Linked DNA regions of Mus musculus: region 2 is linked to region 1. Evidence: chromatin loops called from intact Hi-C (ENCODE). Cell type or tissue: left cerebral cortex. All regions are shown on one strand. Each heading gives the region's core, and the rest is flanking DNA. Links, peaks and the distances in the headings are about the cores only.

Region 1 (2,922 bases), core at 241-2,740:
TTTGATTCATAGTGAGTTAGAAATTAATGCCTTTTGTGACTGTTTACAAACTAAAATTATGGAAATGGTGCAGGATGTATAATAGGAACATGATAATATGTCACCATGAAATTTGATCATCCAAATATATGAAACAAGTTAAGCACCAATATGAAGCAAACAGCAACTCTAAGATCTCTGTTTTAGTTTCACCTGAAGACCTCCCTTCAGAAGCTCTCTATGTCTTAAGGAAAGCCATTTTCCTCAGTCTACTTTATAAACCTTCTATTCACAGATCGCAGTCTTGCTTTCCTCTGATGTTTTTTCTCCTGAAACAACATGTACTGCACCACACACAAACCTTTCCACAATATAATCGCTAATATCCTGTGAGTTTTTCCATCCCTATCGACTGTCCCAGATAATATGACTAGTGTCATCCTATTCATTAAGGACATTCAAGAATAACAAGAAATCTTCCAAAATGTATGTTTTGGATTTAGGCACTACACAGATTGTAAATTTTCAGCTCTCACATGCAACATACCTTATCACTAATAAGCAATGCACACATATGTTTGAGTGAACACTTGAATGAAGAACAACATCCAACCTCCTAAATTTTTCATGTAGCCATTCACTTCCCCATATGAAATCATTCCTTCACACAATTTTAGTTTGTAAGGAATGTAAACAGACATGCACACACACACTGAATGCACACACACACACACACACACACACACAAACAGGCACACACACAAATAAGCAACATATCATTAACTTGGTTGTCACAAAAGGTACCAAAGGTTTGATATGTAAACTGAAGGCTTTCTCTTTGGAATGTAGTTCTAAATGCTATTTGAAATATTTTGATTTCTAAAGAATCGGTTAAGCATTTCTGAAATTTTCCAGAATGAGGCAGTGAAATTAGGAGTGTGGAACAAAACAGAACCACCCCCTCTTTCCAGTACCAGTCTCTCCACAAAACCTCCAGGTGGGCAGGAAATTCATCCTAGATAGAGAGATGAGCCATCTGGGATGGTTCCTGGCCCACGTGTGGATTCTCAGTGTGGGAGCATGCTTTAGGTGAATACTTGCTAGAGACACTCCAATTCCTTTGAGCCTCAGGGGAACCTGTTACCAGAGCTTTGACAAAAGGCAACAGAAAATCTGAGAGAATGGGACTACTAAAACAACCTTCTAATTCTGTACTGGGGAGCAACTTCCAAGCCGAGACAATGAATGAGGAAAGCAGCAAAGACCCCAGGAATCTTTAGCCCTAGACGGCCAAATCTCCTTTCTTTAATATAGATAACATGTTCTGGGTGCACATCATAAAGAAACACTTATACTCAGGAAAATTATGGGAATAGATAACAGAAAGTCACCACCTAGTGGTCAGGGAAGTCAGAGTAACATAGTAGGCCATTAGAAGCCAGAATGAAGGCAAACAAAAGTAGGTCAGGAGGAATGTTAATGGTTATCTAAGGACACATTTGCTTCAGGGAAATAAGGCTAATGGATTCCCAGTGATAACTTACTTAGAAACACACTCTTAAAAGAAACATGGTGATGTAACCTTTCTTCTCAGCAATCAGGAGGAAGAGGCAGGCAAATCGCTAAGGTCATGGCCAGCATGGTTTAAAGAATAAGTTACAGGACAGCCAAGAGCTATACAGAGAAAATCAGTCCTGAAAAAATGAAACAACAAAATCCCCCAAACAAAAAAAGGTCTTAAGAGACTCTAAGGTGATTCAGTAGGTAAAGGCACTTGCTGCCAAGCCTGATGATCAACATTCAACTGGAGAACCTACATGTAGCATCTGTAAATTGTCCTAGGAACCCAATGCATATACTGTGCATTCACACGTATACAAATACATACAACATGTACATACAAATGTAAAGAAAATTAAAGATCTCTTTTGATGTCTATTGGCTTTTTAAAAATATACAGTGTGCCAAAAATTATTTTAGTTAACAAGGCAATAAATGTAAAACGGATTCAGTGAAATTAGAAACCTAATGTTATACCTTACTTGGGAATTCGAGCTATGATAAAGACATGCACATACTAGGGAAACACAATTCATTGAAGAGTTTTGGAGAGGAGGAAAATATATGTGTTTATTTGTGCAATTTTAATTAGTAATTACCAAGTGACAAACAGAAGTTAAAAGGATCAGAGGCTAGCAGGAAAGGAAGCTTATAAAATCATGTCTCCATCAAGAGTTTACATAATAGTTGAGAGAAACAAACAAGGAAGGGAACAAAGTATATGATGTGTACTACCTGTGCTATACGCCCTACTTGTCAAAAGATAATACAACCAAGAAAGGCCAGATATTGTTTATCTGTTGGGATGTCACGAGATACCCATGGTAAGAAATTAGAGATTTGAGATGTAAAGAGGGAAAAGTGAGTCTTCATTTATCTGAGATACAGCCTTCCCAGAAGAGACTAGAGAAGAACAAAGGACAGGAAACAAAAGATAAGAATGTCTATTTTGGAAAAGCAAATCAGCTTGCCCACATTTGCTAGACCCGATGAAGGGTAGCAAGTGAGGCAGCCTGTGATATCAGTTGGGAGAAGCAGGGGCAGTAGGCCCTGAATAATGATTGGAAGCTGATCTGGGTGGGACAATTCCAATTGGTAGTGATTATATACTGAAGTTTCTCTATAGAGGTGTGGCTAGGAAGAAAGAGCAGAGACAAGTGTCTTTCTATGAAAATAGAGGAGATGTTTAAAAGAAGTCTTGAAGTTTAAAAAAAATGGTTAGGTGAAGAGTGGTATGAAATGTTTATAAATTCCAAAAGAATGATAACGTTAACTTTGAAATTATACAAAAGCCATTTACCTACGATTTAGAAATTGTTTATATGTATGAGTGTCTGTCTGCATGTGTGAATGTACAATATGTAGTGCTTGCAGAGGCCAAAA
Region 2 (2,922 bases), core at 97-2,596, 66 kb after region 1:
AGATGCATTTGGATGGAGTGATGGGAGAATTGGGGAAAGCTCCCCAAGCCGAACTATTCAACCATCAACTTTGTTTTTTTTTTCCCTGTGGTCTTTTTATACTTTCTGAGACAAAATTTCTTTAGAAAATTACCTAAAATCGGAGCTACAGAGGATGTTAATATTAAGTTCAAAGTAGTAGTTCATTATAATAAATATACTCATTAAAAGTTAAAAGCAACAGTTTTTTTTCACGGCCCGGCTTTATCATAGTGCACACCTGTGACTTTATACTTGGACCCAAATATTTTTTTCTTGAACATATAATTTCCGCATGTCTAGTTCTCTTCTTAGTGTAATTGTGAAAGCTCATTGTATTTTTTATTCTAAACTTCTTCCTTAAATATGCAAAAAGTAAAGAGTAAGTGTCAAAACCAAGCAGTCCTTCGGTATCACAAATCACAAACAACATCTGAAGTCACAACAGAAAACTACATTACATAAAATCGAAATCCAACATCATCTGCTCATCACTAACCTGGCACCCTGGCTGGAACTCTGGTCACTTTGGCTTCATGCTCCTTCTCCTCCACTCCGTCAGGGAAGTGACCCCACCTTCAGTCTATTTCAGTCACATTCAACCCTTTCTGCCAGGCTGAGCTAGGATTAATTAACCTTGGTATATGACCTACTTATCACAAGGACACCTATTTTGGAAGCCATGACTCCCCTTATAGTATATTTCCTTATATTCTTGTGCCTAAGAACTCTGAGTTATTCTTATGAAGCTCTGGCTGTGTTTGTTCTCTGTGCCTTCATTTCGTCGTTCTTTATAAGCATCCTTTCTTTTCCTTTCCAGATTGAACTCTGCTGTCAGCCATTTCAAATGAATCCCTACTTTCACATTAGACTTTTCCTCTACTATGTTCTCCTAAAATATTAGTCTTATACCCCTTAGCATTCCCCAGCATCTTCTTAACTGGCTTCTGTTGGAAGTTACAGGAATGCAGTAGACACATGCCTTCAGAAGTCAAATTTCAAGTGAATCACCACTGTGGCTAAGAGACTCTCTCTCTCCCCAGACTGTGCTAAGTCCATAGACCAATTGTGGTTAAATCTCCATAATATACACCTCGCATGGGATCCTACAGCATGAATCATGAAACCCAAAATAGGCTGGTTTCTGAGAATTGACTCTGACTGGAAACTTGAACAAGTTCCATTCCCCAAAGATTCAATTTTCTTCATTTAGAGTAGGATCACTTACTATGCTCACTCCACAAATCCATTCAAAACTTTAAATGACTTAGTACACGTAAATCACTAAGCTTGGTCCTGGCAAGTAATAGAGCTTAAACAAACAGTATTTTTTTCATTGATTACTACAATTAGAATCAACCAACTGGTGTTTCCTTAACAGGCTGATTTTTCCTGGAGCTTCCCTTTCTCTTGTGTGTAGGATAGCTGATGATTTCTTGGAAACATTTCTCTTTTAATAGTGGTTTTGGCCCTGCCTAATCTAAATTATTTCCATATTCTTTTTAGTTTCATTTATATTTTCAACAACAACACCCTCCCTTTCATAGTCCCTTTACTTTTGGGTGACAAATTCTCAATTTATTCATTTCCTCTCTTTGAGTCTACTTATTTCAAGCTTCCACACCATCTGTCCTATCTGTGTTGCTGCCAAACTTGTAGAAACAGATCATCTCATGATGCCTCCAGTTTCTCAGAATTTCCTGCTTCTCAAATTTAAGCCATATAGTCAAAGCTCAGTCGGGGCTTATTATATAAAATAGAATTGGTGGTGGTTGTATTGAAAACAGTCTCCTATATTATCCAGAAGTTTTTGTCTCAATCTGCCAATGCCATCCCACTTACCAACTACACACTTATTGTCATAGAACCCACCTCATTTACCTCTCTTCTATATAAACACTTCTGACCACTGACAGCACTGGCTTCTCTTCCTCTTTGAATCTTTCTTTCTTTTTTTTTTTAAATTAGATATTTTCTTCATTTACATTTCAAATGCTATCCCGAAAGTCCCCTAAACCCTCCCCCTGCCCTGCTCCCCAACCCACCCACTCCCAATTCCTGGCCCAGGCATTCTCGTGTACTGGGGTATATAATCTTAATAAGACCAAGGGCCTCTCCTCTTCTGCTACATATGCAGCTAGAGATGTGAGCTCTGGGGTACTGGGTAGTTCATTTCTGGTCAAAGATGGCTTTAATTTAGTTCTATCTTCCCTCTAGTAACTGATAATTTTATTCATATTGAACACTTTGATTCTTCTTTCATTAAAATCATGCACTAATTACTATATCACTCCAGAATTTCTAACTCCAGAATTTCTAAGCTTAAAATAAAGGATATTGTACCTTCCTACTTTATCATTAACACTTCCAAATAAATCAAAAAACACAAGTCATCCTGCATAGTACATTCCATTTTTGATAGCTATCACTATCCTCTCAGTTGAGATGTACAACTTATCTTTAACATCTTTCCTTCCACCTGCTCCCACAATAGCCTGTTTCTCATGTCTTCAAATCATTATGCTCTTCTAACATACAAACCATTTGTCACTTACTCTTATATTATTCTAGTTCAAGCTGGAAATGTTGCAATAGCCTATTAGTTTGATGTTCTTCCTTCAAAAACTTCTCAGCTGTTGGCCTTAGATGTTATTGATCACATTGTTAGTCATCTTAAAGATGTCTGTAGGAGCTAGAGAGATGGCTCAGCAGTTAAGAGCGCCGACTGCTCTTCCGGAGGTCCGGAGTTCAAATCCCAGCAACCACATGTTGGCTCACAACCACCCGTAATGAGATCTAATGCCCTCTTCTGGTGTGTCTGAAGACAGCTACAATGTAATCACATACATTAAATAAATGGATAAATCTTAAAAAAAAAAAATATTTTTTTTTAAAAAAGCTGTC

Evidence for each region. A loop is a pair of places that touch in the nucleus more often than their neighbours do. Peaks named below come from ENCODE experiments on the same cell type or tissue, not always from the same donor. Only the 100,000 strongest peaks of a DNase experiment are listed, where the experiment ranks them.
Region 2: it touches region 1 in a loop (3.0-fold over the local background); 3 of 42 quality-filtered maps call a loop at or near these places.

Annotation. Positions count from the first base shown.
Region 1 is chr3:114,961,497-114,964,418 of GRCm38, forward strand. It overlaps a transcript of Olfm3 not described here. Among named protein-coding and RNA genes, the nearest start is that of Olfm3, 120 kb to the right of the region's middle. In left cerebral cortex, for the core only: a CTCF peak has its summit at 1,378 (motif pointing left); a DNase peak (open chromatin) is centred at 1,009.
Region 2 is chr3:115,027,163-115,030,084 of GRCm38, forward strand. It overlaps a transcript of Olfm3 not described here. Among named protein-coding and RNA genes, the nearest start is that of Olfm3, 52 kb to the right of the region's middle. In left cerebral cortex, for the core only: no CTCF peak of the experiment used is centred there; DNase peaks (open chromatin) are centred at 1,118 and 1,662; H3K27ac peaks cover 1,140 bases.